2 separate regions of the Mus musculus genome follow, and region 1 is linked to region 2. Evidence: chromatin loops called from intact Hi-C (ENCODE). Cell type or tissue: left cerebral cortex. All regions are shown on one strand. Each heading gives the region's core, and the rest is flanking DNA. Links, peaks and the distances in the headings are about the cores only.

What was found. Peaks named below come from ENCODE experiments on the same cell type or tissue, not always from the same donor. Only the 100,000 strongest peaks of a DNase experiment are listed, where the experiment ranks them.
Region 1: it touches region 2 in a loop (2.3-fold over the local background); 6 of 42 quality-filtered maps call a loop at or near these places.

The regions. Positions count from the first base shown.
Region 1 is chr2:150,727,726-150,744,406 of GRCm38, forward strand. No RefSeq gene overlaps it. Among named protein-coding and RNA genes, the nearest start is that of Entpd6, 13 kb to the right of the region's middle. In left cerebral cortex, for the core only: a CTCF peak has its summit at 8,299 (motif pointing left); no DNase peak of the experiment used is centred there.
Region 2 is chr2:150,550,606-150,567,286 of GRCm38, forward strand. No RefSeq gene overlaps it. Among named protein-coding and RNA genes, the nearest start is that of Cst7, 11 kb to the right of the region's middle. In left cerebral cortex, for the core only: a CTCF peak has its summit at 8,149 (motif pointing right); DNase peaks (open chromatin) are centred at 8,174 and 9,025.

The DNA.
Region 1 (16,681 bases), core at 5,120-13,119, 180 kb after region 2:
GGGGCACTGCCAACTGTAACTGGATTGTGGTAACACTAACACGAAGGGGAAAGACTGTTCTGTGACTCACCTGCTACCAGAGCTCTGCCCAAACTGTGGACAGTGTGGGGCCAACCATCCCAAGTTCCTTCTCCATAGGAAAATCTATCAAACCTGAGTCTGGCAGCTGAAGGCCAGTGCTGCTCTGTATGGCAGCTAAAGATTAAATACTATTCTGTATGAGAGCCAAAGACTGATACCTGCCCCCAGTGAAGCCATCAAGACCACAGGAGCCAATGGCAACAACCTAGGTCATTGGTAAGTGTCTGTAATTGTAGCTGATAGCCCATACACTTCTCAGATCTCTGATGGTGTTGACAGCTAACTGTAGCCCCATCGATTTATCAGTTCCCTGGTCAATGCGTTTCACACATTAAAAACCAGGCCTTACTTTTCTAGAGCTATTACGTCACCTGATGAAAAAGGCAGTTATTCATTTATTTTTTTTAATTAGGTATTTTCTTCATTTACATTTCAAATGCTATCCCAAAAGTCCCCCAGACCCTCCCCCCCACCCCCCTACCCACCCACTCCCACTTCTTGGCCCTGGCGTTCCCCGGTACTGAGGCATATAAAGTTTACAAGACCAAGAGGCCTCTCTTCCCAATGATGGCCGACTAGGCCATCTTCTGATACATATGCAGCTAGAGACAAGAGCTCCGGGGTACTGGTTAGTTCATATTGTTGTTCCACCTATAGGGTTGCAGACCCCTTTAGCTCCTTGGGTACTGTATTAGTCAGGGTTCTCTAGAGTCACAGAACTTATGGATAGTCTCTAGATAGTAAAGGAATTTATTGATGACTTACAGTCGGCAGCCCAATTCCTTACAATTGTTCAGTCGCAGCTGTGAATGGAAGTCCAAGGATCTAGCAGTTACTCAGTCTCACGCAGCAAGCAGGCGAAGGAGCAGGAGCAAGAGCTAGACTCCCTTCTTCCAATGTCCTTATATTGTCTCCAGCAGAAGGTGTAGCCCAGATTAAAGGTGTGTTCCTTAAACTCGGAGATTCAATCTTCTGGAATCCATAGCCACTATGGCTCAAGATCTTCAAACCAAGATCCAGATAAGGATCTCCATGCCTCCAGATAAGGGTCACTGGTGAGCCTTCCAATTCCGGATTGTAGTTCATTCCAAATATTGTCAAGTTGACAACCAGGAATAGCCACTACAATCCACCCCTTGTCAACTTGACACAAATAATATCTCATGTTCACATAAAACAATAACAAGGTTGTAAATACGCCTAACATGATATAACTATCCCTCGTACAATCGCAAACGCATTAGTAAATTTACAATGGGCATTCATATTACTTTATAATCCTCGTTTCTGCAACTGGTTACGTGGCCTTAATTGGTATTTATAACTACCTTCCTCTACTACCCATTCTGTATTTCCTTCTCCTTCAGCCAGCACCTCAGCAGGTCTTGGCTCTTTTCCTGGAGGATTGACCCATACCTTCATTCCTGATGGGTCTGCATCCTTGGTCATCCTGCTTGGATTAGGCTGTTGTAGTTTCCCATTGACTTTAATCACAGGACATGGTAGTACTAAGAGACGCCCTAAGGGATCTCCTACACTCCAGACATAATCTTGCTTACCACCATTGTGAAGAGGTAATCCAATTTCCCCATGGTAATCTGGATCTATCACCCCTCCTAACACTGTTATTCCTTTTTTAGCCTGTTGGTTTAAGGGCATTAGAAGCCCAAAATGACCAGGGGGAAGTCTGAGCTTCCAGTTCAATGGAATGTTTGTTGTAGCTCCTGGTAGGAGCACTCCCCTCTCTGGAGCCAAAACTTCTAGGCCAGCAGAACCCAGAGTTATGGGGACAGGAAGCAAAAATTTTCCTAGAGGGTCACTAGGAGTGATAGTAAGTGGAACTATTCCTTTTTCCACCCCTTGATTCCTGGACCCATGAATCCTGGCTATGGGTGAAACTGTACCATATATCGAGCGCTGATTCAAAGCATATACTGCCTTCTGAAGAACTCTACCCCAGCCTTCCAAGCTGTTACCACCTAATTGGCGCTGTAACTGCGTCTTCAAAAGGCCATTCCATCTTTCTATCAGCCCAGCTGCTTCAGGATGATGGGGAATGTGGTAAGACCAGTGAATTCCATGATCGTGAGCCCACTGTCGTACTTCTCTGGCTGTGAAATGAGTTCCTTGGTCAGAAGCAATACTGTGTGGAATACCATGACGATAGATGAGGCATTCTGTCAGTCCGTGAATGGTGGTTTTAGCAGAGGCATTACGTGCAGGAAAGGCAAATCCATAACCAGAATAAGTATCTACTCCAGTAAGAACAAAACGCTGTCCTTTCCACGAAGGAAGTGGTCCAATGTAGTCAACCTGCCACCAGGTTGCTGGCTGGTCACCTCGAGGAATGGTGCCATATCTGGGGCTCAGTGTTGGTTTCTGCTGTTGGCAGATCTGGCAATCAGCAGCAGCTGTAGCCAGGTCAGCCTTGGTGAGTGGAAGCCCATGTTGCTGAGCCCAAGCATAACCTCCATCTCGACCACCATGGCCACTTTGTTCATGTGCCCATTGAGCAATGACAGGGATGGCTGGGGAGAGAGGCTGACTGTCCACAGAACGGGTCATCTTATCCACTTGATTATTGAACTCCTCCTCGGCTGAAGTCACCTTTTGGTGAGCATTTACATGGGACACAAATATCTTCACATCCTTTGCCCATTTGGAGAGATCTATCCACATACTTCTTCCCCAGATGTCTTTCTCACCAATTTTCCAATTGTGATCTTTCCAAGTCCCTGACCATCCAGCCAATCCATTGGCTACAGCCCATGAGTCAGTGTATAATCGTACATCTGGCCATTTCTTCTTGCAAACAAACTGTAATACCATGTGTACTGCCCGAAGTTCTGCCCACTGTGAAGATTTCCCTTCACCTGTGTCTTTCAAGGTTGTCCCAGAAAGGGGTTGTAATGCTGCAGCTGTCCACTTCTGGGTGGTGCCTGCATAACGTGCAGAGCCATCAGTAAACCAGGCTCTAGTCTTCTCCTCTTCGGTCAGTTGATCATAGGGAACACCCCATGAGGCTATAGGTGCATGCTTGGCAGCAGATGGCATTGTAACAGGAGTAGAAACCATAGGCATTTGAGCAACTTCTTCATGTAACTTGCTTGTGCCTTCAGGACCTGCTCTGGCCCGATCACGTATATACCACTTCCATTTGATAATAGACTGCTGCTGTGCACGTCCCACTTTATGACTTGCAGGGTCTGATAGTACCCAGCTCATGATGGGTAGTTCAGGTCGCATAGTGACTTGGTGTCCTATTGTCAGACGTTCAGTTTCCACTAAGGCCCAATAGCAGGCCAAGAGCTGTTTTTCAAAGGGAGAATAGTTGTCTGCAGATGATGGTAGAGCTTTGCTCCAAAATCCCAAAGGTCTTTTCTGTGATTCACCTATAGGGGCCTGCCAGAGGCTCCAAACAGCATCTCTATCAGTCACAGACACCTCAAGTACCATCGGGTCTGCTGGGTCATATGGTCCAAGTGGTAGAGCAGCCTGCACAGCAGCCTGGACCTGTTGAAGGGCCTTCTCCTGTTCCAGGCCCCACACAAAGCTAGCAGCTTTCCGAGTCACTTGGTAAATAGGCCTAAGTAACACACCCAAGTGAGGGATGTGTTGTCTCCAGAATCCAAATAGGCCCACTAAACGTTGTGCTTCTTTCTTGGTTGTAGGAGGGGCCAGGTGCAATAACTTATCTTTCACCTTAGAAGGAATATCTCTGCATGCCCCACACCACTGGACTCCTAAGAATTTCACTGAGGTAGATGGTCCTTGAATTTTGGTTGGATTTATTTCCCATCCTCTGATACGCATATGTGTTACCAATGAGTCCAAAGTGGTTGCTACTTCCTGCTCACTTGGTCCAATCAGCATAATGTCATCAATATAGTGCACCAATGTGATATTTTGTGGAAGATCCAAACGATCAAGATCCCTTCTAACTAAATTATGACACAGGGCAGGAGAGTTAATATATCCTTGAGGCAAAACTGTGAAGGTATACTGTTGGCCTTGCCAACTGAAAGCAAATTGCTTCTGGTGGTCCTTATGGACAGGTACTGAGAAGAAGGCATTTGCCAGATCAATAGCCGCATACCAGGTGCCAGGAGATGTGTTAATTTGCTCAAGTAACGAAACTACATCTGGTACAGCAGCTGCAATTGGAGTTACCACCTGATTTAGTTTTCGATAATCAACTGTCATTCTCCATGATCCATCTGTTTTCTGCACTGGCCAGATAGGAGAGTTAAACGGAGATGTGGTGGGAACCACCACCCCTGCATCTTTCAAGTCCTTGATAGTGGCAGTAATTTCTGCAATTCCTCCAGGAATACGATACTGTTTTTTGATTCACTATTTTCTTTGGCAGAGGCAACTCTAAAGGCTTCCATTTGGCCTTTCCAACCATAATAGCCCTCACTCTACAGTTCAGGGAACCAATATGAGAATTCTGCCAATTTCTGAGTATATCTATCCCAATTATACATTCTGGAACTGGGGAAATCACCACAGGATGTGTCCGGGGACCTACTGGACCTACTGTGAGTCGGACATCAGTCAAAACTCCATTAATCACCTGCCCTCCATAAGCCCCTACTTTAACTGGAGGGCCACAATGTTTCTTGGGATCCCCTGGGATCAGTGTCAACTCAGAACCAGTATCCAGCAGACCCCGAAAAGTCTGATTATTTCCTTTTCCCCAGTGTACAGTTACCCTTGTAAAAGGCCGTAGGTCCCTCTGGGGAAGAACTGGAGAAAGGGTAACAGCAAAACCTTTGAGTGTCTTATCAAGATCCTTCCTCAGTGGAACCTGGCCACCCCTTCATTCAAGGGGTTCTGGATCTGCAAACTGTCTCAAGTCTGGAAATTGATTCACTGGCCGAGATTGCTGTTTACCACGATCTAATGTAGCCTTTCTTTCATTTGGCTGTTTACCACGATCTAATGTAGCCTTTCTTTCATTTGTTTGAGAATTTTTCTGCTTATACAGATCAAACAAATATGCAGTAGGCTTCCTATGTATTTCATTCCTGGAAACACCATGATTGGTTAGCCAGTACCAAAGGTCCAACCGAGTCATGCCATTATAAATTTCACCTCTCCTGTGCTGACCATTACTGGGTATGTTATTATAAACATTCTTTTGTCTACGCTGTCCATTATAATAACTAGAATCACCTTGTCTCGGGCGATTCAATGCTGCCACCTGGCCCTTGTTACCTCGGAATCCAACTAAACCCAGTGAATTTAATTCATCTAATTGAGCAGAAGCATCTCCAATGCTAAGATCTGGCACAAGGAAAAGGGAAAGAACAAAACCCTTCAAATGTGCTGGTGCCCCTCTCACCAATTTGCGTCTTATAGAGCTGGTGAAAGGCATATCTTCTGGACCTTCCCATTGTGGACAATTATGCTTTACACAATATATCCACTCTAGCATTGCAATTTCCCTAAGTCTTAAAATCCCTTCATCAACACTAAGCCATGGAATATCAGGCATCTCCAAGTCATTTCCAGTAGGCCATCTTTTGATAAACACCTCAGCCAACCATTCAAACAAACTTTTGACACCTTTTTTAACTATGCGAGCTTCCGTATTAAACCTAGAATCTCTACTCAGAGGACCCATGTCAATAAACTCAGCCTGCTCTAGTTTTATGTTCCTTCCACCCTTATCCCACACCCTTAAAATCCATTCCCACACATATTCACCAGGTTTCTGCTTGAATGAATTAGCAAACTCATTAAGCTCCTTAGTAGTGTAGCGAATTTCCTCATGGACTACACTTTCTACCTCCCCTCTAGGAGCCTGTTTTGCTTTGAGTCTGGTTACAGGTCTAGAAGAAACTATTGGTGGGCCGTGAGCAGACTCTGCAAACTTAATTTCCTCATGTGGGGAAGGCATTATTTCAAGGGGTGGGGCTGAGGGTACTACTTCCTCAGGTGGGGCAAACCCTTGAGAATCTGAAGATTCAAAATTCTCAGTTTCAACATGGTCTTCCCACACATCCCCGTCCCATGTTGTAGGATCCCATTCTTTGCCAATTAGAGCCCTTACTTTAACTGTCGACAAACTCTGAGGCTGAGACTTGAATTTTCGCTGTAGTTCAGCCAACCTTACAATGAGAGTTTCTGTTTGATTTTCTGCAACTTGAGCTCTATTGCTACAAGAGAGAAGATTCTCCTCAAGGACACACTTAGCAACTTTTAGATCGTTTACTTGTGTCTGGAGCCTTTCGATTTTATCACACAACTCCTTCCTTTCATTCATCATTCTTTCCACAGATACTAATAGCAGCCAGCCAGTAAAATCATTTTCCGATTTTTTCCCCATCTTGTAGAAAGCTTTGTGCACTGAATCACCTAATTCATTAAGAAAATCAAGGTCATTAGCTTCTTTAAGTTCGGAATATAGTTTCAACCATGGGTCTTCAAAATTCTCTGAGCTCCCAGGAGGGAGAGAATCTGAAGAGGTTTCAATAGTTGAAAGTGCTGGTGGATCAACAAGCCAATTCCAGTATTTTAAAAGATTCATCCTTGTACTTCTGTTACTCTAGAACCACTCCTGGTACCAACTTCTGTATTAGTCAGGGTTCTCTAGAGTCACAGAACTTATGGATAGTCTCTAGATAGTAAAGGAATTTATTGATGACTTACAGTCGGCAGCCCAATTCCTTACAATTGTTCAGTCGCAGCTGTGAATGGAAGTCCAAGGATCTAGCAGTTACTCAGTCTCACGCAGCAAGCAGGCGAAGGAGCAGGAGCAAGAGCTAGACTCCCTTCTTCCAATGTCCTTATATTGTCTCCAGCAGAAGGTGTAGCCCAGATTAAAGGTGTGTTCCTTAAACTCGGAGATTCAATCTTCTGGAATCCATAGCCACTATGGCTCAAGATCTTCAAACCAAGATCCAGATAAGGATCTCCATGCCTCCAGATAAGGGTCACTGGTGAGCCTTCCAATTCCGGATTGTAGTTCATTCCAAATATTGTCAAGTTGACAACCAGGAATAGCCACTACAGGTACTTTCTCTAGCTCCTCCATTGGGGACCCTGTGATCCATCCAATAGCTGACTGTGAGCATCCACTTCTGTGTTTGCCAGGCCCCAGCATAGCCTCACAAGAGACAGCTATATCAGGGTCCTTTCAGCAAAATCTTGCTGGTGTATGCAATGGTGTCAGCGTTTGGAGGCTGATTAAAAGGCAGGTTTTTATTACTAACAGGCTTCATATTAAAGGATAAACAAGTTTCAGATGTAACTTTTATTATTTAAAGGAATTTTCTTTGCAATGACTTCTCTCAGTAATCATCCACTTATGTAGATCTAATGATAAATAATTGAATAAAAAATTTAAAGGTTTATATAAATTTTAAAATTCTAAAAATAATTTAAATTATAAACATCTGAGGATATAAAAGCCTAAATAAGTGGTAAGAGTCTAAAAAATATGATTTAAATATATGTAAATATAAGCTATTTTATGCAATCATTTTACTAAGATTTCAAAAGTTCAAAGTACTTTGTACACTGAGCCATCTCTGCAGCCCAAGAAGCAGATGTTTTTTTTTAAGTCAGATGACTCAAAGTATTTTTCCCCAGTAGGTGTTGTTAAATTCAGGAGTCTTTGAAATTTACTTAAGAGAAAATTCTGAATCAGGTATAATTGTGCTGACACGTGCTTGTAATCCCATTACTTGGAAGATGGAGGCAGAAAAAAAAAACAACCCAGAAATTTAACGCCACCTTTCGCTACGTAGTGATTTGAAGGCCAGCCGGGAATGCATGAGACCCTGTCTCCATTTAAAAAAAAAAAATAAGAAAAAAATCTTTATCAACAACATGGGTTGTTCGTGAGAGAGAAAGGCAGATCATCCCCCGTTTCCCCTCAGTATTGTAATCTTATGGTTCTTTAAATCTCCCTAATTAAATTGTCTGATTGGGTCCCTACTCCCCACACCTCCCCTCATCCCTTCGCGTTTATTCTCCGCACACATCCTTGGAAGGGGCAACTGACAAGCTGTTGGTGTGCAGACTCCACTCCTCAACAATATGCGGCCCAGACAGCCCGCCCTGCCCAGGGCCACTACCCTCCTTTGTTCGGAGGCCAACTGGCAAGGGGCAGTTGAATGTCTTCTGAGCAAACAAAAGACCTGCTCAAGTGTGCAGCTATTTGGGGCAGTGGCCACTCCCTCTGCTGGTGGTTAAGGCCGGCCCTACCTAGAGCCAGCTGCTAAGTCCTGGGGAAAGAATAGAGTAGGCATGTGGCCTTCACAAAGGCTGCTGGCCCCAGGGTCTTCACCAGCCACTCCAGTGGAGGAGCATCCTCAGCATATGGGTCCCCAGGGCCCTCCTCTCAGTTAACAATCATGACTTCCCTCTTCAGGACACAACAATATTCTGAGACCTTAAATGGGCCATGAAACTACATTAAATTCCCAAGGCAGCCTGAACCAAGATGCTAATTGGCTTGGCTAGGGATTCTCCCCTTCCAGGAGACAGATTGGCTCATTTTTCAAATGACTAATTATTAATTTGAAGCCATGAATAGAAAGAGATGGGAAAGACCTGTCACCTCCTGCTTAGTAAATGTTAAAGCTTTGTGATTTGTTTTAGTCACAACAAGGAGCGGGTGGGGGTCTTTGAGTGGGCAAGCAGCCAGGCACAGCTCTCGTACAGACAGACTGCATCGTATTAGTTCTTTCCTCTGTAAAACGTAATGGAAGCTATTTATAATGACTGTCACCATCCAAGTTTATGGAAGACAGGAGTCATGCTATCTTAGGGTCTCAACAAATTGATGAAATCTCCAAACTTTATATAAAAAGTTAACTTGTTACAATTTTGAGTTGACAGAGTTCAAAAATAAAAAACTGCTTCATCCAATGCTAATTCGTGACTACACCACACCTTTAATACTACCATGTTATCAATATGCCCTCTGCTACTTGTGGTTGGATGGCATAGCTTTATTGCACTGTATTTTAGCTTATTCAAAGCTTTTGCCTGTTAATTAATATATCATAATTTTACAGTGACTCATATTTCTCCAACATTTAATTTTTAAATGTTCAAATATGTAGGGATTTTGATAAAATTTATAGTGATTCTCCATAGAGACAATCAAGCCCCAGCCCCATAGCAACTCTATTTTCTTTATCACGTTCAAAATCCTTTTTGCTATTATATTTCAATGTGGGGGTAACCTTCTTCAGATTGTATGAAGGTATGTCTCTATATTTTCAATTGCTAATCCTGTGACAGCAGAGAGCTAAGTGCTGGCAGGGTTTTTGTATTGTCACTTCTATGGCCCATCAGCAGCTTCCTGGTTATAAGTGCTTGTCCTTTCACATCTGCCCAAAAACATGAAGGTCAGGCATCGCTCATTGTCCAAAGGCAAGCCAAGAGATGTTCTGGTATTGCCTTACTTTGCTGCTGGTTGTTTATAATTAAGGGCTCATTGTATGGGACAGGATGTATGGGGGTGGGACTTCCGGGCAGGCAGAGGAAGAGAAAGTGGGGAAGGGGGAGAGGGAATGGGATGAGGGAGAGGGGGAGGGGGAGGAGGGAGGAGAAGGATGAAACAAGGAGGAGAGATTGAATGAGACCCAGAGAGGAAGTGGATGGAAGGGAAGGGCAGAACGGTAAAGAGCTGGCCCCGTGGGTGGGGGACACAGACCGGAAAATCAGGTTAAGTTAGAGGCTAGCTGAGAGTCTGCCCCAGCAAAAGGCCTACAGCTTTAAACTGTATAAAAGTCTGTCTTACTGAGCTTCTGGCGGGGTATAAGAAAGCCCCGTACTATTTTAATACATAGGAAACTTCAATAAATGAAATGATCTGCATTTTTCTCAACTCCTATAAAATATTTTTTATTTAAATCACCAGGTTGTTAATATGCCCGTCAATATCTAAGGAGGCTGAGGATTACTTCTAAACCAAGCCTACTCTTTTAAGCCCACATGTGCAAGGTGTGATTTTTCTACAAATAGATTTAAATTTTTCACATGTCACTTCAGCACTGGCCGAGACATCCTGTACTAAACAGCCTCCGAACCAGGAATGTAGCTGCAATAACACAGGTGCTTTTTTTGAGAGAGAGAAAGATCACCAATCAGTATTTGAGATTAATGGATAGAAGTTTGTAAAGTATGGGGACAGGGAGGGTATTTACTGGTCTCAAAGTATTTCTTCAGAAGATACTTACTGATTTCAAAAGTGTGGAAACTTAACCAATGAGGAGTCTGGTAAAGCCACCTTAACCGTGGGCGAATGAGAGGCCGATGGAGGAGGAGCCAGTCGATGGTGGGAGGAGCCAGTCGATGGTGGGAAGAGCCACGCCACAAGGCTGACCAGAAGCACAGAGTGGTACACTCTTTTCTGTTCAGGGTATTCTTGACAAATAAGTAAAATCTGAATCGAACCTCTGTAATCGTTAGTTGAACCCATACTAAGACAAACAACTCCTCGAAACTGTCAGGAGCTGAGGCACAGCTCTGATACAGCAAAAGAAAAGGCCCATCAAAGTTTTGAAAACTAGTTCTTTCTTGTCAAGAAGATGAAACCTCTGGCCTGGATAGAGACCAAAATCCCAAACTACCCAAAACATAACAAAGTTAATCATTGCAGCCAGGCAACTATCCCTTTGGAAAGTGAGACCACCCCAAGGACAGCAGCTCACCTTATCCCATGCAAAAGACATCGGTAGAATAATTATCCCTTTGATGAGGCGAAGTGCTTTCCTTCCCAGAGTTGCTACTTTGTAGCCCAGTCCCTAGAGTTTCCGCGAGGCTTGGCTGGGTCTGCCAGGCCTTCTGAGTCTTGATGGAACTCCTTCACTTTTCTTCCTTTTTCCACTTCTCTCTTTCTGATGCTGGCCAGAGGCTAAGTATGCCTTCCTGGCACCTCGGGTTTTCTTACTTTTTCTCTAAAGCTCTCCTCACCAGGCTGCTTGTCCACCTTGTATCTTTCCTGCAGCCTGCTTAACTCAGACAGCCTGGCTTTTCCCCTTCTCTTCCTCTCGGCACCTGCTGAGATCTACAACTCTCCTGTCCGATTTGTTGTTGTTGTTTGGTTTGGTTTTGCTTTGTTTTGGGGGATTTGATGTTGTTGTTGTTTTTGATTTTTGATTGGTTGGTTTTGTTTTTGTTGTTTTCAACTCTAATACAACTGTTCTCTTTAACTAAACTTTGGCCCTTGCTCTCTTCAAATAAACTTTGACTCTAACTTTTCTTGCCTTCTGGTTTTTAATTGGTGGAGAAAATTAACTTATTCCTACACTCCTAGGCAGTACCAGCTCTGTGGTGGAATTCGTGTTTAATGTGAAGAAGAATCTGGATTCAATACCTAGTACCAATAAAGGGAGAAAGGGAGAGGTAGTGAAGGGGAGACCGAGCAAGAGATGAGGGTCATGGGAAAATACTGAGAGTTTGTTCGCCATTGAAGGAGATGAGGAAAGGCCACTGTAACACACAATCAGATCTCCTGTTATAAACGACATTAACTGAAAACACTACTTCCTGACTCTATAGGAATCACCCGTTCTGAACATTCCATATAAATAGAAACATCAATTCTGTGCCCTTCTGTGTCTGGCTTCCTTCACTTGGCACTGATGTCTTCAAAATCGTGATGCCAATGCTTCCTCCCTTTCCAGTAGCATTCCTTTGTGTGTCTATGCTATGCTTTGTGCATCCATACCTCAACTGAGAGGTGCTTAGATGGAGTCGACCTTTAGCTACTGTGAACAGTTGCTGCTATGAGCATTTGTGGACAACTGCATGCTTGAGCATCTGGGGTTTCCTGGAATTGGGTATTTGCTTGGTAGGCGAGCTGCTTGATGGGGTGGTAATTCTGCCTTCAACCTTTTGAGGGACCACCAACCTGTTTTCCACAGCGGCTTCGCCATCTTACATTCCCATGGGAATGGATAAGAGGTCTCATTTCCCTACATCCTCACCAACTCTTGTCTCTTCCTTTATATATTTTTCTTCTCTCATAGACATCCTTCTGGACGTGAATTAGGACATCAAGGTTTTGGCTTCACTTCCCTAATGCCTAGATGCTCAGTATCTCTCAGGATTGCTGGCCTTCTATTTATCTTCTTGCTAGTGTAGCTGTTTTAATGAGCTGTTTAGATATCCTGGATGCCCTGTCTATTTAAAATTTAAATAGATAACTACATGGGATGGGGGTGGGGGGGCAGTCCTATTCAGACCACCAAAGATACCCTTGGTGGCATTGGTGAAACCTGAGAAGTGTGAGTTTGAGTCTGGTTTTGTGTGAGTGTTGAATTTCTGATTTTGTTTTCTTTTGAGACCGGGTCTGACTTTGTGGTCCAGGCTGACCTTGAACTCACGGGCTCTAGCTAACCATACCTAAAGAGAGTGCTACCACACCTGGATACTTTCCTGATCTTGATGAGCCACTGTAACTGTGTAAGAGACTGTCTTAGACAGAGATGAACAAGACTAATTACGGCTATTGAACTCCTAAGCAATTAGAGCCTGCCCTGCACAGTCTAGTATTAGCCGCACTTTTATTGCCTAATGATTTATTGGATGGACTCGACCTCCCTAAGGGTGTTCTGTATTTGTAACAATCACGTTTAATATATTGGCAAGTGTGTTTGTTTTCCCTGCAGACTTTGGGTCACAATGGGAATAACAGAGATAAAAGAGTTAGTTTAGCACTGGCCATTCTAGAATGGGGCCACCCAGTGGGTGAAGCTGAGAGCCCTCTCAGGGGGTAACAGCTAAAATCCGGAGCTGGAGATTTAAAGCAGGTAAGGATGACCAGGCATGGATCCAGGATAGCCATATACCACCTCTTAAGTCACGAAAGGTTGATGGTGACTCAGGTGTGAACTTGTGTGAAAACCATTAAGCCACTTAAGATCTGAGCACTTGGCCACCTGTGGAGTATGGCTCAGTTTCAAAAGAGCTCTCAAATTTTAAGGAGTTTTCTCCAGGGTATGCTAGCAAATGAAAAATGCACGTAAGGGATGCGTGTGGAATGCAAGTCTTGACAGGCGACAGGGGTCCTGCTCCATAAAGAAAAGAGACAAACTATCTTTGCCTGTACCTGGAACCTCACTGCAAGACAATGGGAGAAATGGCTTAGAGCGAGGACCTGTCACAGGCACTGAGGTGGAGAGTGTGCAGATGCGGAACAGATTTGTTCCGGTTTTGTTTTTTGTTTTTTTTTTTTCCCAAGACAGGGTTTCTCTGTGTAGCCCTGGCTGTCCTGGAACTCACTTTGTAGACCAGGCTGGCCTTGAACTCAGAAATCCGCCTGCCTCTGCCTCCCGAGTGCTGGGATTAAAGGCGTGCGCCACCACGCCCGGCGGTTCATTTTTTTAAAGTCAGGAGAAATACAAACATGGAAAAAGTGAGAGAGCCTCCATGAGTCCTTTGATACTACGGGATTCCTGTTCACATACGTTTAAATCGCAAGACACTAATAGCTTACAGGGCTGAGGCTGGTGTAATCACATGATCTGGGGGGAAATAATTAGGAAATCTGGCCAGGGAACAACTTGGTATTTTATTTTGTTTTATATTTTCATTTTTATGGGCAATTTAATATATATATATATATCCTAGCAGTATATATTTTCTCCATAAAGTAAATACTTATGAGTCCCCAGTTCAGACCTCAGAACTCATTTTATAATTGATTTTTAACTCAGCCAATTCCCTACTCATTTACTTATATGAATATATGCATACATATGTATTTGTGGCATGCTGCTGCTGGCTCTATCCTTTGTGTAGTCTTATACTGACACCTAATGCTTGCTAAGGAAATGACGTCAGTCGGGCCTGGTGGCACAGACCCGAGTTCACAGTGGTAGGAGGCTGAAGGTTAAGTTCAAGCACTCCAGGCCACACAACATGCTCCAGACAGGCCTGAGCAATGTACCAAGACCCTCTCGAAAAGAAAAGAAAGAGCAAGGAGGAGAGAAATGACAGTAACAAGCCAGACACACAGAAAACACCTCTGAGGAACAGATTTAAACTGTTAGTAGCAGTCATCTCCAGAAAGAGGGGACTGGGGAAATTGTGGGGTCATATTGTGTGTCTTTCAGTGTTCGAGCCAAACCATGTGTTGCTAATCAGAAAAGAATGGTAAAATTTAAAAAATAAGTCTGTGATTATTAGATTTTGTGAGTAGGTTGGAAAAAGAGCAATCCTTTCTCCATCCTGTGATCCAAGTACTTAACAAGGACAAAAAAACAAACAAACACATGGAGCTGCAGAGATGTCTCAAGGGTTAAGAGCACTGGCTACTCTTCCATGGGACCTGGGTACTGTTCCCAGCACCCACATGGCAGCAGTAACTTCAGGTCCAGAGAGTATAGCACCCTCTTCTGGCCTCCAAGATACTATAAGCATGGTACACAAGGGCACCTTTGATCTCAGCACTCCAGTGGCAAAGGCAAGTGGATCTCTGTGAGTTTGAGGTCAGCCTGGTTCACAACGAAAGTTCCAGGACAACCAGAGCTACATAGTGAGATCCTGTTTCAAAAATACCCAAAATTCCTTCTGGTCTGCACCTGCACCAGAGGCTGATCCCAAGCATCGAGCTCAGTGCCCCACCCTAAAGCTCTGCCTGTCTCTCCAGAGGCCAGCTCTAACCCAGGCACACACAAGTGGAACAAACCCAGCCCCCTGCTCCAATTGCCCCCACCTGCAGGGACCCCAGCAAGCCTAGCACCTGTGGCCTCTGCCCCACCCAGTCAGAGCTCCATCTTCCTTCTCATCCTTGCCCACACCAGCAGCAGTTGCAGAGTCCCCACCCAACAGTTGTGCCTGCTTCTCAAGAGACCTGCTTCATCTCAAAACACTCAGGTCAATAGAAAGCCAGAGACAACTAGATGGTGAAAGGTAAGCACAGGAACGTAATAAATAGAAGCCAATACAATATGGCAACATCGTAACTCAGTTCTCCTACTACAGCAAGCCCTGGATAGCATAACTCAGACACACACAAACTCAGTCAGATACACATACACTAACTAGGAAAATATAAAGCTTTAAATGCATTTATTAGAAGGCAGGCTGTAAGTTAATGGAAAACATTTAGCTAAAGTTAGAAAAACAAAAATGGACAAAAAGAAAGTATAAAAATTAGAACAAAAGAAAATTAAACTTATACTATAAAATGAAACATTATGGAGAAGCTCAACAGTGCCAAAAGTCAGTTTTTGCTGAAAGGGAGAAAACGAAATGTCCAAAGTTCTGAAACAAGAGAAGAGAAGAGAGAGAGAGAGAGAGAGAGAGAGAGAGAGAGAGAGAGAGAGAATAAATAGATAGGTAGATAGATAATGTTTTGAGGAAAATGGAAGCTCCAACTAGAAGAAAATCTGTGCATAATGTTATTCCAATAAAGATAGAAACAGTGAAGTGGGAAATTTTCGTTAAAGAGACTAAAATATCTTGGAAGCAAAATAGAAAACTTAACCTTAAAAATGGAATCAGAAATTCCAAATATCCCCCAAAATAGGCATAGTTTATCAACTATTCAAGACACAGAAAATTCAATCCTTGAATACTTAAAAGATTTTTAAAATACCATCTTGACTAACTAAATCCAGCGGATGCATTCAAATATGCCTTGTACTGGGAATGTAAAATGGCTCAGTGTTAGAACTTAATTCACCACATTAATAATACAATTAAATTATTGGGGGCTGTGCTGGGCAGATGATTTCAAGGTTAGGAGCATGTCTTCCACAGGACTCAGGTACTGTTCTTTGTTTGTTTGTTTGTTTTTTCAAGACAGGGTTTCTCTATATAGCCCTGGCTGTCCTGGAACTCACCTTGTAGACCAGGCTGACCTCAAACTCAGAAATCTGCCTGCCTCCGCCTCCGCCTCGGCTCTCAGATTCTGTTCTTAGCACCCATGTGATGTCTTACAATTGTCCATAGCTCCAGTAGCAGGGCCTCCAGCACCCTCTTCTGGCCTTTTGAACATAAGGTACACACACAGTGTACTTCTTACATACACACAGGTAAATACTCATACACATAAAATAAAACAAATAAATGTTTTTAAAGCCTTATGTTTCGGTACACCTTTAATCTCAGCACTCTGGAAGCATAAGTAGGCAGATCCCTGAGTTTGAGACCATCCTGCTTTTCAATGTCCGTTCCATGCCAACCAAGACTATATAGTAAGACCTCGCTCAAAAAGGGGGGGGGCGTGGCTGGAGAGATGACTGAGCAGTTAAGAGCACTGACTGCTCTTCCGGAGGTCCTGAGTTCAATTCCCAGCAACCACATGGTGGCTCACAACCATCTGTAATGAGATAGGATGCCCTCTTCTGGAATGTCTGAAGACAGCTACAGTGTACTTACATATAATTAATACATACATACATACATACATACATCTTTTAAAAAGAAAGAAATAAAACAAAAAAATTTAAAAAAAAAAAGAATGCTCCTGAACTAAAAAGAGAGGAGACTTTTCTAACTCTGACAATGGGTGGCATCACACTTACGGGTAAAATGTTAGCATCTTCCTGGGGAGGAGACAGCAGTGAATCAACAGGGCAATTCCACCAATCTCTGCTCACCAAGGTATTTAATAAAGTGCTCA
Region 2 (16,681 bases), core at 5,678-13,677:
AGTATAGTATACTAATTTGCTCTTGGCATGGAATGTAGTCTGTAATAAGAATTTCTATCTCAGTGAGAATTTTAGTCTCTATCTGTAAACTGCTGAGTAAAATGACAAGTGCTTAATTGTTTACTGAATGGGTTAAACTCCTTGCTGCTATCTGGAGTCTAAGAACACTGGGAAAAGGCTTTAGCTATGTTAGAATACAATCTTAAAAGGCATTTACTATAAGGTAAAGCTATATAGAGTGCACGTGGATCCATACACTAGACTAAAGTGGATTTGGAAAATTAATTTTATGGGTTAGGGAAATAGCCAAAGATCCGGGAGTAAGTTTCCTTGAAACTTTTTCCTCATGAGAAAGCTTTCAGACTTTCATCTGTCAAGCTGACTCCACCGGAGTCCCTGGCATTCCACCCTTTTTTTTTTTTTTAATAATTGATAATTTATCTTTATTTCTCAGCCGAAGTTCCAGGATGTCCCGCTTCGTCGTAGCTACAGATCTCAGGAGCACTCTAAAGATGAGTGGAAACACAATGATTACTAATAAAGTAATGCCAAAAATAATAACAAGTAGGATAATATATTGAACCCAATTCAGGGGGTTCAATGCACTTAAGTTGTTCTTTAAATCTCTAGCCAATTCATCAATGTTCCAAGTGTCCAGATGGCTTTTACTAATATCTGAAATTTTTACCTTTAACTGTTCTAAGTCATGAGAAATATCAGTATCTTTCCATATACCCTGTAAATGAGTTTTTGTCTTTTCCCAATCCGTGGTCGTGTTGTAAGGTAAAGGCGTGACACAAATGTATAGGAAAGAAGCATGACATTTAGTAGCTAACCTGGTCTTGATATTAGCAATATCTTGTCCTATTGTCAGCACGACTTCTTTTAGGGCGTTAACCTTTGCTTCTAATTTTTTATCTATAAAATACAACTCTGACAATGCCACAGAAATATTCTTATGCATGTCATTAACAAAATGAGCGGTATGCTGTTGCTGTACTAAAGCTGTGGTGGATAACGTAAAGGAAGTTAAAATAGCAATTAAAGCAGTAATTCCCAGGATCAAAGCTGCTACAAATCTCTTAGGTCTAATAAGTTCGTTTAGTCTTTTTAAAGCTTGCAATCCGGAATTCTCAAATCAAGGAGCATTTTTAACTCTACAGGCAGCAAAGCATAAGCAGATCTTTTGAACAAAATCATAACAGTAGATTCCTTATTTAAATTAGGATCTACACAATTAGTTAAATAACAAGAATTACAATGCATATGAAAAGACTTGCCAAGATTGGTGATCTTAACTCTTAAAATTATCTAACAATGTAGCATACAGGTAAGGTACACAAGCTTTTACAACTATAGGGGAGTTGGCTTGAATGGCCAAAAACAGTCTCTGATGAAATCTTGTCTAATACTTAGTAGCAGTCCTTTTGCCTCACGAGTCAGCTTTTTTAGTTGTCTCCAAGTTGACACCAGGTCTGCTCTCCTTGTTATAGTCCATGGTGGAGATAGGAAGAGTTTCTTTATTTTGCTTGTGAGTGACTGCTTTCTGATTTCTCTTTCTTCTGTGCACTCAATACAGCTTTCTGGTCACCACTGTCAGGGCACTCAGGAACTCACAGGTCAGCTTGTCATATGAATCATTCTGGGAGCTAGCACGCTCTTGTAGCATTCTGTGGAAAAAACAGAAATATTGCCCCCTTTCCCCCATATTAAGTATCTGAACAGGATCATGACATGTGCAATTAAGTGGATCTCTTTATCTCATGAGTATGTCTGATTGTAGGGTGCCATAGACACTTAGAGAGATTTTTGGCATCTAAATTTTTTTAAAAGATATAGATTTAAAGTTCCACAGTACTGTTTCCTTGGGAATAATAAAAATCTCAGTAACATGGATAACATTAAATTGTTGATAAAACATCTCAAATGCTTGGCTATAATAGCCAGTTTTAATTTTGATTTGGAACACCAAGTTTAAGAAAAATTAACACAGGCAACTATACTTTTAGTTGCTATTTTATTAGAGCAGTTGTAATTAGAAAGTTTAAAAAGTTATCAATAGTCACATGTGCATATTTTATTTTTGTAAAATTAAAAAGTATCTATTTGTAATAATTGATTAAGTATACATCCTCGAGAATTAATACCAATGTGTGGAACAGGTAGAAACTGAGGACACTGAGATCAAATCTTTACAATATGACATGCACATTTATTTATTTACTTATTTATTTATTTATTTATTTATTATAAATATCAAATTATTATCTCAAACCACTACTATTTTGATGATGTAAAGAATGAGGTTATATGGCAATTATTTTTGTATAAGATCTATAATTTACCTGGGATAGAAATCTAGCGTGGCATTGCCTTAAGAGGTTTTTACCAGGCAATCTTTAACATTTTAAAACACTATCTACAGCACATAATTTAATTATCTGTGCTGAAGTAGGCAGAAACTCAAAAGAATAAACATGTGATCCAATTTACATATATTTTTCTTTCCATAGAAAGGTTGTTTTTAAATACAGTAAATGGGATGCATGTATGTATGAATTTACAAAAGCATGTATAATAAGCAATTAGCTTATTTTTAGGATGAATATTAATTTTATTTAAAATGATGGTATGCAATAGGTCAAATATCAATATTTTGTAATAACTAATAGCTGTTTGGAAAAAAGAATTTTTAATTCTTAATTAGTACCACAGCAGCCTTATATATAATAGGATGTTAAAACTTTGAGGTGAAGAAGGATGATTTTTATATTAATGTTTTCTCTTGTCAAAGAATAGCTGTGGACACATTTAATAACAATAACTAGAATATGTAGCTAATATTTGATTACCATTAATTACAATAGATACCAATATATTACAGAAGTTTTCTCTATTCTCTGTTAAAGCCTTTTTGGTTCTCACCAGTTAATTTGAATCTCACTTGATAGTACCTAACAAAGGCTTAGGTTCTCCTGTGGTGAATTTAAGGTGAGGTCTTAGTCAATTAACATCTCCTGGAAGTTTTTTGAAAATAAAATTTTGAAGTAAATATGTATCAATTTTTCAGTATAACTAAAGCCCTAAATATAAAGAAAGATATTGTCTCTGAATCTTATGAAGCAACAACTATTTCCCAGAAGTTTAAACTTTTCTTCTAGAGACATTAGCTAATAAAATACTTTTCCACTTAGGAAACAATATATACTGAAAGATTTAAACTTTTTGCTTCTTGTATTGAAGCCTGGACAATGAAAATTTCTTACATAATATAAGACTATATCAGCCGTACCTAGGGGTAAAAATCTTTAATGGTTACCAGTTTACTAGAAGTAAACTCTTTATAAATGGAAAAAATAGACTTTTAAATCTATAATAATTTTACATGAAGTAGGCAAGTTATTTTGTAATGCCTTTATAAGTTTTATAGCCTGATTGACCTTTTATAAATCTTGAATTTAGACTTAATCATGAACAACACTTGGGTAGATCTGAAAAGAAAAAATGTTGTTTAGCTAAAAGAAATTCCCCTGAAGGCAGGGAGGGTGAAGTTTCAAGAACTTTTCTAGGCGCAGTCTGTAAAACGTAAAAAACTTTGCACAAGCCTTTTTGAGGCTGCTTTAAGCTTTGTATCAACACAAATGTATATATTTTTTAATTTGAGTATCTTGGCCCTCCTGCAATGAGGACAGATTTCAGAGGAGCAATTTAACTGTCTGTCCATGCCTTTGATTTTGGACAATCTTTCTTAAGATGACTTATACCTTAAACATTTTCTTTTATGACCTTTTATGGTCCTACAAGGCCGCAGCCATAGTCAAACTGATTGTGTGAGGGTCTAATTTCTGCACAAAGATGAATATTTCTAGTTAATTCTGTTTTGCTTTGTATGGCTGAATGTCCCAAGTGAGCAGCATTAGCACTCTTATAAGTTGATTATTCTAGTAATAATCTTAAGTATGGGTGAGTTAAAAGTCTTAAGCTTTTGATTAAACTGCAAACTGCAGTCAATGGGACACTGGCAATTTTAACCAGAATTTTTAAGTTTCTGTTGCAATATTAGAACATATCTATAACTTTTGGAAAGCAAGACCCAATTTTAAACAATTTATTCTCCTTAAAATCAATACTAAAAACATCACTACTACGTTACAAAATTTTCATTAATGTATGACAGTTTAAATTTTAATGTTTCATTAAAGAGACATTGTTTTAAAATCTTATCTTTATAAGTCTATCTTTTAGGATAAGAATTACACAAAATGTTATCTCAATTTAGAAGTATCTTTAGAGGACTAGTTCTCTGGGCTGGTTTATGCCAGGTGCTTTTGTTTGAAAATGACTCTGGCTCTGAGTTACTACTTTTAAGTTAACTTTATAACCAGTGTTACATCCTTTTAATTATACCCAAATAACTTATAAACCAATTTTCTATGACTAAAATATGTAGATCATATTTATACCTTTAAAACCAATAAAAAACCAAATGGAGTGGCTACATGAATCTTATAAATTTAGATCAATCAAAGAATTTTACTTTTTATAGCTATACTTGTAAGATAAAACACACTTTGTCATATGTTAGACACAATAATCACAAACTTGCAGAGAAAGTTTTAGGAAAAAACAACTATCAGCTTATTTGTCTTAGAACTAAGAGGTTGCAGATTCCTTTTCTTTAAAAACAATTTCTAGCAGGGCCTCTCTTGCTGTGCTTGATTTATGGCTATAGTGAAGGCTCTCTCTCAGCCTCCTATGTGCAGACTGAGAGTGAATCAGCAGGTAAAGTTTTAACCATTTATTTTTGTTTTATTTATTTATTTATTTTTAAACATGAAACATAAAACAGTCATTCAGACAACGACACAATCATTCAGACAACGAAACAAAAGAATGAATTGACATGATTGGTGCACCAAACATTAGACAATACATAAAGGGGGTAGAGAATTTCTCCTATAGGGGCCAGAGAGAATGAAACAGGGCGTCCCCCGATTTCTCTCTGTCCCTGGGAGAATTCTAAAATCCATTTTCTTTTATCCCTTTCTTTTCTTTTCCTGCTTGTAAGAGACAGGTTGTCAAATCAAGATTAAAATCCAGAATTTTCTAGCAGCTCTGGCAAGCATCCAAACTTCTAATTTATTTAATCTGAGGGCAAATTTTTAAGAAAACAACCTCTATACACTAAATGTCTCAAATAGCCTAAAAGTTTACCATGTTGAATCTTTTTGAAGCCATCATCAGTCCACACTTAGTCATATATTTTATAGTCACCTGCAAAAACGCTATTTTCTGCAACCAACAAAAATACCATTTATGGAATGAATTATATATGTTTTAGGAGATGACTTAACTTTCAATAAAGCCTTTTTTACGAATTTTTAGCAAAATGTAGGATTGGGAAATTGTAAATAAGGTAACAGTAAGAAGTGACCTATATTTTGACTTTTATGAAGTCTCTTTTTATACTTTGACCATAATTTAACCATAACTTTTAATTTAGCCTAAAGTATCAGAATCCACAACTTGAAGTTTTTCTTATAACTGGAACTGTGTCCTATAATGAGCTCCACAGTTTCTGAACGGGGCTAAGAGACTGCCCCTTTAGTTTTTCGCCTTACCTGCTTCTTAGTGAGCAGAGTCCCATCCTTATGGGACTTTGATCTGCAATCATTCCCCCAAGGTTTCCACCGCAGCCTGGACAGACCTGGAGAAAGGCCCTTCTTGTTTCCCGAGGGATTTTTACAATCCTTACTCAGGTGCCCCGGTTTTTCACAACCGAAACATGCAGTTCTATAGTTCTTTGTCTTTCCAGCTTCTCTAGTGAGCTGAGTCCCATCCTTATGGGACTTTGATTTACATTCACTTCTCCAGTGCTTGTCACAACACTGGGAGGGACCCAAAGGAATGCTCTTCTTGTCTCCTGAGAGATTTTTACAATCTTTTCTCAGGTGCCCCGGTTTCTTGCAACCGAAACATGTAATTCCACACGTAGCGCCGAATTTCTTCCCTTTCCTTTTTGTGGCGTAAGCTAATTCCTGCATTACAGCCAGTGAGGCATCTACACATGCTTTAATATTCCCTTTTGATTTTGACTGCCCCATGATAAAAACTTACTCGTTTCTTAACTGATTTACGATCAGCCCGCCTGCAGCACGGTCAACGAGGTCCTATCTTTGCCTGAGAAAATAAAGAATAGAAAGAAAAAAAAAGAAAGAAAAGAAAAGACTAATCTACTCTGGTGTCCCTGTTCGAAGGCGCCATCTGCCGCAGGCCCTCTGGTCCCTTGTGCCTGCGTAGGAAAGGGTCTCTAGAGTAGATGGGCAAGATAAGATGTAGTGACAGACAGATACACGAGAGTCGTGTTGAATCTGAATGTAATTTTCCAGTCGAGCATCAGACTTTTATAATACAGAATAAATTGCAGAACAAGGCACATTGAATTTTTCCAGGTGCAAAAGGAGTGACTTCAAAAGGAACCAGATAAATGTTTACATTAGAGATTAGCACTTTCTGCCAGGCAAGAGTTTTACACTTAGAGTTAATTGCCTCAGGGTAGTTGACTCTTGACATGCCTCAAGAATAATGTAGTGTCACTGACCCCAAAATTCTCTAGGCCTCGTTAATTCTTATCTATATCTGAAGACTGTCTATTTTCAGTATAGTATACTAATTTGCTCTTGGCATGGAATGTAGTCTGTAATAAGAATTTCTATCTCAGTGAGAATTTTAGTCTCTATCTGTAAACTGCTGAGTAAAATGACAAGTGCTTAATTGTTTACTGAATGGGTTAAACTCCTTGCTGCTATCTGGAGTCTAAGAACACTGGGAAAAGGCTTTAGCTATGTTAGAATACAATCTTAAAAGGCATTTACTATAAGGTAAAGCTATATAGAGTGCACGTGGATCCATACACTAGACTAAAGTGGATTTGGAAAATTAATTTTATGGGTTAGGGAAATAGCCAAAGATCCGGGAGTAAGTTTCCTTGAAACTTTTTCCTCATGAGAAAGCTTTCAGACTTTCATCTGTCAAGCTGACTCCACCGGAGTCCCTGGCATTGGTGTATCCAAAGCTTGCTGTAGTGGGAGAACTTGGTCTGATGGTACCCAGTCCCATTTTGGTTTCAGTTGTTTATGATCTTGTGCTTGCCTCTCGCCATCTGGTTATCTCAGGTGTTAACTGACCTTGCTGTCTCTGACTGGATCCTGCCTCTCCTGTGTACCTCCTTATGATGGACCTCCTTGAGTCAGGCTATCTCTGCAAACGTGGTTATGACATACCACCTAGGAGTCAAACTGTCTCTGAGTGTAGGCTTAGAGGTGCTAGAGCACTGATCTGTTCCTGGGCACAATTATAGACCAGAAGGATGGTGTGGCACCAACAAGGAGAAAAGGTCCTGCCTACACTGGGCCCGGTACAGGTTTCAGTTAGGCCAGGTATTGGGGTGGAAGGTATCTCACCTGTTAGCCTATTTCTGACAGACCTCCTGAGAGTCAAATTTTCTCTGGGTGTGGAAGAGGGTCTGGAGGGCTGGCTCTACCCCTAGGCCAAATTGTGGGCAGGAAGGAAGATGTGTGTCTGCTCTGCTGGGTGAATAGGGCCCACCTCTGCTAGGCTGTGTGGGGTTCCCAGTTAAGGATGAATTTTTAAGATGGGTCTTCCACATAATTTCTCTGGCAATGCCATGCCTGTTTTGAAGATTCTTAGCAGTGAGTCACTGACTAAAGTGTGATACTTCTTATAAAGTGGAATGTTACAGCCCAAAGTGTCTCTGGTCATCTTCACACACTTCAATGGCCACTGATGATCCTCCTCTGTATGTGCATCCAGCACCTTTGTAACTATAAGGTCAATTTTTTTTTCAGTGTATGGGGAAGCCCCTAGCTCCCACAAACTCTAGGCTCTGCTTGCTGTAAGAAAGCAAGTGAAATCTAATGCATAGTCTCCCTACTCTGCTATAACCCATTTACCCCAATATATATGTTGATTCCATTGACTTTGGACTTTTTTCCCCGTGACCATGAATGTTATATACCCATGAAGGATTCTTGGTCACTTGGGGCAACCTGAACCCACATTCACTGGCATAGTCAGTCACATTTGGGTTCAAATAAACTCTGGAGCAAGAGCCATCTTCTACCTCAGCACCAGCCACTAGATGTCAGAGTTGTTCTGAAAATGGCCACATTGCAGCTTTCAAATGAAAGTTACAGCAGGCCACACAGCTCTTACAGAGAAACAGAGGCCATGCATGTATGATCAAATCTCCCAAGCTCTGTCTATTCGATGAAGATAAAAGGACGTGTGTTGTGTGACACTACTTCTGGGGAGACTTGTGCAAAGGCTACCTCCCCATAGAGAGGAGACTGAATTATACTAAGGAAACTGCTGAAGTCTGACTTGTTGAACCAATGACTTCAATTGAGAAGACAAGGAGGACAGATATGTCCCATGGAGCAGAAGGACAAAAGCTCACTCGATCTTGATTTTCTGTAGGAAGACAGTGTGAAAGTGGGAACCCAATCTCTTTTGGTACAGGACTTGAACCTGCAATTAAATGTGGATGGGGTTCTCTGAGAACTCTCATCCCTATGGGGAAGTTTCTTTTCCAGGAATGAGGGATGGACATGTGACACCTGTCCAGGCAGAGGTAACTCAGATGGCTTCCGACGACTTTGACCTTAAGGAGCGTATCTGAATAGTGAGATCTTCACTGTGGTGTATTTCTCTTACCCTCTGTATTACTTAGAGTTCTCTGGTGGTGCAGAATTTTAAAAACAAATATGTTAGCCATTTATTAGAATGGCTTACTGTAGGCTGTGGTCCTGCTATTCCAACAATGGCTATCTACTAACAGACCATCCAAGAATCTACTAGTGGTTCAGTCCACAAGACTGGATGTCTCAGCTCTTCGTCAATATATTCCAGGATCCTGAAGAAGCCAGCTCTAATGCCATGTAGGAATGAAGTTGCCAGGGAAAGCAAACAGACAAAGAGAGAACAAGCTTCCTTCTGCCATGTCCTTTAAATAGGCTGCCAGAGAAAAAGTGGATCTTCCTACCTCAAAAGATCTGGATTAAAAATAGATCTTCCCGCTTCAAATAATTTAATTAAGAAAAAAATTCCTCACAAGTATACCCACCCCCTGGGTTTTAGTTAATTCTAGAGATAGTCAAGCTGACAACAAAGACTAGCAATCAGACTTCTTATTTCTTCTCTCTAGAAGTATCGGCTTTCTTTGTGTATATTTGCCATCACAAATCACTCTTTTGAGTCATGTGACTCTGAATGTAGATATACCAGCTGGAGCAAAAAACAAAGGCATTGTAATTAGGGTTTTAACCAGGGAGACACTAATTTAAGCAGCTTTGAATTGTTTTGAGGCTCCAAGAAAATGGCAGCTCCCTGTAAACTCTAAAACAGCAATTCATTTTTGATATTAGATAAATTAAGCTATTTTATTAGAATGGGGTTAGTACATCCAATTTTCTGTGTGATGGGGGAAGAAATACTTTGCACAGATGGTGAAACCTAGCAGTGTCTCCAGCTGTGGTCAGCCTGGTCTAAACACCAGCCTGCACCTTAATGTACGTATCCTGAGGCCCAAGACAAAAGCCCAATTCAGCCAGGCATGGTGGTGTATACCTGTAAACTCAGATACTGAGAGATCAAAGACTGTATGTTTGAGACCAGCCTTGGCTACTTACTGAGAACCTGACTTTGAAAGAAAATGACAGAAAAAGCAAACAAGCAAATAGTGAGCTTATCTTAAAGGGGGAATGTCTAAAGCCTGGTTGAAGAAGAGACTCCCATGCTTTGTTAAGCACCCAAAATGCTTCTCCATTTTTTTCCTTTCTTGATTAAGTGATAAATTCTATTTTCCCCCTATTAGTCTGTATGTTACCAATCTATTTCGTGCACTCCAATTGTCAAAACTTTAGAAAGAAAATTAACAAAGGCCAAACAAGTTTTGAAATTATAAACAACAGTATCCCACTGAGTGCCATTATCTCCCTCATATATATGAGGAAACCGAGGCAAATGCTTAAGGGAAATTGACAGTCATCATGAAAGCTGGAATGGGAGTCTGTTCACCCACCATACGAACCACTCTTCTAGACTTAGTTTACTTTTTATTATATGTGCATGCATGTGTCTGTGTATGATGTCTTCTATGTGCTCTACAGAACATATTATTTAGTTGGAAAATGAGATTTCTTATACCTGGCATGGTAAAAATAAAACCTTGTCCCACAAATACTTCTCAGTATGAAACAAACAACACAATTTTGGACCTGTGAGTCCAAATCCAGTTTAATCCTTGTATCCATATGGTAGAAGAAAAGAACAGACTCTCACAAAGTGTTCTCCAACTTCCATATGTGTCCATTGGTCTGGTTGTGCATACATTAGTAAACACAGATAAGCATGTGTGTACACATGTACACAAACAAATTATAAATATGGGCGGGAGAGTTGGCTCAGTGGTTAAGAGTATATACTACTCTTGCAGAGGACATGGGCTTAGTTTCCAGCACCCATATTAGGCAATTCACACTGACTGTAACTGACAGGTCCAGGGGAAGTGACACCCTCTTCTGACCTCCAAGGGCACCTGCACATACAGGTATACACGTACACATACATATAGTCAGGAACACACATATAACATAAAATAAAAATATATCTTTTAAAAATGTGGACTTTAGAAAAAAACAAAACATTGCAGTTTCATGTAGTCAAAGCAGTGTATACCATTTCAGTAACATTTGCAGAATACATTGATACATATGGTATTGCCTTGGAAGTAGACAACTTTCTACTCTAGTTTTGTGGAGAGTAATTATCATTTGCAACAAATGATGCAGTGAGATTTCACATGAAGTTTCTTACATAATCTTGACAAGCCCCGAGCACTTGTTTTTACCAGGCAGCACAGCTTAGGAAAGTGTGGAAAGCAGAGGAGGTTGGGCCTAGCTGTAAGAACAGGTACACTGTTAGGGAAGGGAAAGAGCCAATGTTTTTAGTCATGAAGTGGTCATTAGAAGTCAGCTAACTGGTCCAGATTACACGCACTGTAAATAGCAAAGCTAGCAGTCAAGCTGTGGGTAACACTAAAATGCTCAGCTCAAAAAACTGTATCTTTTCTAATCTTCTCATCTTATATGGAAGAATCCTGGAAAACATTTCTTGCCTCCTTCATTTATCTCTGGCAGTCATTCAGACTGGCAATCTCACAGTTTACAATGCTTTGCTTACTTTATTTGATATTAAGAAATCTGAGACCAGGGCTGGAGAGATGGCTCAGCAGTTAAGAGCACCAACTACTCTTCCAAAGGTCCTGAATTCAAATCCCAGCAACCACTTGGTAGCTCACAACCATCCATAATGAGATCTGATGCCCTCTTCTGGGGTGTCTGAAAACAGCTACAGTATACTTATATATAATAAATAAGTAAATCTTAAAAAAAAAAAAGAAAGAAAATCTGAGACTAAAATTGCATCTGTTTCCTTCACCAACTCCACTGCAGCAGAGCAGCAGCAGTCACCAAATTGCCTTCCAAGGAAGTGCAAGGCTCTGTGTTCAGATCCCCAGCACCTGTATAAATAGCCATATGTGGTGCTGCACAGCTGTAACTAACACTGAGGAGTGGAGGCAGGGACTGAAAGAGGCCCAGAAATCACCAGCCATCACCATATCCGTGATGTCTTAGTAAAAGACCCTGTCTTAAATGGTAACACGAAGGGTACTAGAGAAAGACAGTGGACCTTGGCCTCCATGCACACTCACTTGGTCCTGTGCATACCCTCATATCTACATGCACACGTAATGCACATTCTCACACTTACCCCAAAACACAAGAGAGCACTTAATACTTAGAAATTCAACACACATTTACCCAGGAATTCATGGAATGAAACATGTACCAACTGACATATAAACAGAAGCACAAACACAGAAGCAAGAGCAAGATACACATGGCAGTCATAAAGAATGAAAAATTATCAGCTTCAAGAAATGGACATAAGGGCTGGTGAGATGGCTCAGTGGGTAAGAGCACCCGACTGCTCTTCCAAAGGTCCAGAGTTCAAATCCCAGCAACCACATGGTGCCTCACAACCATCCTTAACGAGATCTGACTCCCTCTTCTGGAGTGGCTGAAGACAGCTACAATGTACTTACATATAATAAATAAATAAATCTTAAAAAAAAAAAAGAAATGGACATAAATTGAGATTACTGTATTTGATTAATAAATACAGTGTAACAAAGACAAATTATCATGATATCTCATATATTAGGAATCTTTGTGCTACAGAGGTGGATTTAAGTTAAGGGAGGCGTAGGATGGGATTGGAAGATCAAAGAGGGGATAGACAGTACCAGAGTAGACCAAGTTTACATGATAAAAGTGCATGTATGTAAATGTCAGTGAAATTCCTCACTTTGTACAACTAATTCATACCAATAAAAATTGAAAATAAGAAAGAAGGCACAGGGGGCTGGAGAGATGGCTCCAGAGGTCGTGAGTTCAAATCCCAGCAACCACATGGTGGCTCATAACCATCTATAATGAGATCTGATGCCCTCTTCTGGTGTATCTGAAGACAGCTATAGTGTACTTACACATAATAAATAAATCTTAGAAAGAAAGAAAGAAAGAAAGAAAGAAAGAAAGAAAGAAAGAAAGAAAGAAAGAAAGAAAGAAAGAGAGAAAGAAAGAAAGAAGAAAGAAAGCAAGCACAAATTTAAAGTGATAAAAATAAAATGCAAAGTCAGAGAAAGAAAAACAGAAGATAGTTAACTTAGCAATATACCATAACAAGAAGACAAACCTGAATTCAAAAGTCTCCAAATGCATAAAGTCGCATAGCCCAAAAACTGAGAAGACTCTAAGTGCAACAAAACTGGTGGGGGTCAGGGGGAGTTAATTATGACAAAATGTAGCAGATGATCAATGTCAAAGTCCAATCAATCACCAACAACCAAACCTACACCAATCACCAACTTCTCTAAGTCCAACCACCAACTTTCAGGTGCCACCAAACATCTCTCTGCACAATGATAAAAAACCAGGCTCAGCCAGTGCATTACACGGATAGCTGTCTGCTATTCCTCACAATTACATGGCTCCTGATGAGATCACAGCATCAGTGGCTCAATCACAGCTGGCACATCCCCCTGGGCCTTTTCTCATTTCATGTCTCCATGGGCTATCTCTACTAGTTGATTTCCATTTCACAGGGAACATCTACATAACACGCAGCAACTCAAGGGACAAAGGCTTTATTTTGGCTCGTGCTTTGAGAGGTACGGAAGGCCTGGTGGTGGGAGCAGCTGGTGCCCAGACAAGAATCTATGAAGTGACTAAATACATTGGCTCTTTCCCTTCCCTAACCGTCTACCTGTTCTTACAGCTAGGCCCAACCTCCTCTGCTTTCCACGCTTTCCTAAGCTGTGCTGCCTGGTAAAGCAAGTACTCACACATGAGCTTGTGCTGGACATTTCACATCACATAAATCTTAACAAGAGCCTTTTATTTACTATAACAATGAGACAACGAGAATGATAACTATGGAGCCTGCTAGAGTGGTTTTGTGTGCTGTGCTCTGATCCCTGCTGCTGGGTCTTGTGAAGTGCGATCAGGCAAGCTCTGAAGTTTCAACATATTTTACGCAGTTTCCATATGCACCCAGGAGGTGACCCTGTGCCACAGCCCTCTGTACCCCAATCACACCCAGCAAAAACTTGCCCCCCAGGAGTATTGACACTCCCAAGCTCACAGGAAATCCAGGGACAAAGAGTGGATCAGAGATTGAAGGAAAGGCCATCCAGAGACTGTTCCACCTAGGGATCCATCCCATCTGCAGACACCAAACCCAGACACTACTGCTGATGCCAAGATGCACTTGCTGATAGGAGCCTGGTATGGCTGTCCTCCAAGAGGCTTTGCCAGTGCCTGACCAATACAGATGCAGATACTCATAGCCAACCATCAGACTGAGCACAGGGACCCTAATAGAGAAGCTAGGGGAAAGACTGAAGTTGAAGAGGTTTGCAACCCCATACGAAGAACAACATCAACCAACCAGAACCCCTCAAAGCTTCCAGGGACTAAACCACCAACCACAAAAGTACACATGAGGTGACCTATGGCTCCAGCTGGATATATAGCAGAGGATGGCCTTATCTAGCATCAATGGGAGGGGAGGCCCTTGGTCCTGTGGAGACCCGATGCCTCAACATAGGGTAATGTTAGGGCAGTGTAGCAGGAGTGGGTGCATGAGTCGGGAGCTCCCTCATAGAAGCAGGGGGTGAGGGATGGGATGGGGGTTTGCAGAGGGGAAACCAGGAAGGGAGATAACATTTGAAATGTAAACAAATAAAATAACCAATACAAAAGAATGATAATTATGCATGGAACTGATATTTACTAGTCAGTCAGGGAACCAGTATGATGCTGCAATGGCTTTTGCAAACTCTACCTAATATTAATTTTTAAAAACTTCATTATATCTATACTCAATGTATTCATTTTTTATTTTTCATGTATTGAGATTATACTTGTATAATTTTCTCCTTCCCTTTCCTACCTCCAAACCCTCATATATCCCCCCAGCTCTTTCAAATTCATAACATATACATGTAATATATAATACCATAGATATATTTAAAAATCACATTATATATACATATATATATATATATTCAAAAATATAAGCACAAACTGCTCAGTCTGTATAACAGTACTTGTCTGTATGTTTTCAAGGCTAGCAATTCAGTATTTGAGGCCCAGTTAGTATGCTCATCCCTAAGAAAGACCATTTCTGCAGCTGTCAGTATCCCTCAGTTGCTAATAGTTCTTTGTTAAGGGTTGAGGCATCATGAGGTTTTTTTGGGTTTTGGGGTTTTTGGGTTTTTTGTTTTTGTTTTTGTTTGGTTTTGGTTTTGTTTTTCTTTGGCTTTTCGAGACAGGGTTTCTGTTTATAGCTCTGGCTGTCCTGGAACTCACTCTGTAGACCAGGCTGGCCTCAAACTCAGAAATCCTCCTGCCTCTGCCTCCCAAGTGCTGGGATTAAAGGCGTGCGCCACCACGACCGGCACATTATGAGTTTTTACCCACCTACAACAGCATGCCTGGACTTGGAATCCTTGTTCAGTTCATGTTTAGACAGCAATGCTGATGATTTTTTATAGGTGTTGCTTCCACCATTTATAGGAGACACAGTTTACAGCAAACTGCATGATTCTCCTGCTTTTCAATCTTTCCACTCCCTCTTCTGCAATGTTTCCTGAGCCATAGGTGCAGGAGTTGTTTCGTAGGTGTACCCATTTGGGGCTGAGCTTCACATCCTTGCATTTTGATTGGTTGCTGTTTTCTAGAATGGTCTCTGTCTGTTGCAAAGAGAAATTTCCTTGAGGAAGGATGAGGGCTATACTTAACTGTGCATACAAGAACAAAAATTTAGAATGTTAGGGATTATGCTAGTTTAATAAAGTAGCAGACATAGGTTCTTGTACTCCAAGATCCATGACTAGCTTTGTGTCCTTGGCTAGGTTTCCAGTACCAGGCTTGGTTTCTCTCTGGTTGAGCAGGGAAGTCTTAAGTCCAGATTAGAGAGCTGTTGATGACTGCCAGAGTATGCATGTACTACCGCACCTTTAGAGTTATCAATGTCATGCTGATTGTTGCTATAGTTCATATTGTTGTAGTCATAGTTTGGAACAACTGTTGGTTCCTTCCCTTTTTTGGAAGTTACATGCACCTCCTGGTACCATGAAGGCTAGTTCTGAGGGAAGAAGTATCCAGATCAGTTCTAGCTCATGGCTCTCTTTGGATCTAAGACTTTGTTTTTACATGATCTAAGACTCTAACATATCCAAAAATGTTAGTTATCTCTAATTGTACATGATACATACATGATTGGGAAGGGGAGTTGGAACGAGGCACTTCCTTTCTTCAAGGTGGCTAATGAAGGGAGAACCATCAGGGGGTTCCCTGATGATGGAAAGACAAAGGAGAAACCAGACACAGATCTGTGCACTTGAGCCTGGTCACATTTATCCTGGAGGATGGAAAGCATGGGATCTAGCTGGAAATAGCCAACATTGTATTAGCCTGAAATTCCTCTCTTTTGAGGGAGGAGGACACTCACTTGATTCTTCAGATTGTCTGCTTCCACTTTGCATGTACACACTTACTGCCTGCCGGCAGAGGCTTTCAACAGTTGGCAACCCGTACCCCTGGTCAAGGAGGATCTCAGGTTGGCACAGGTAACAGCAGGCACTTCTCTCAGTTTGATGCGCCTTGGTGATGTACTATCAAGGTCCCTTAGAAAGGTCCATGGTGGGACACTCCAACTGCCGCACCAAACAACTCCACTCAAGCAGGAAACAGTAAGATCACCATCACCTACACTGCAAAGAGCAGCTGGGGTGACCTCTTCAGAAGGCTGGTCTGGAATGATGAAAATGTGAAGTAAAACTAGCCAGGCAGTTTTAGGGCATGGACACTAAAGAACAGCAGTTCCCAGAAGGTCTGCGATCCTATCTGCAGTTCTGTCCTTGGCCAGAGTCCAGAAATGCCAGAAGGAAGTCCTGGTTTCCTGTCATCTTCTCTCCTCTTTGTGTAACCAGTGCCAACTGTGTGACCGCTCATGCCTCACCCCACTTCCT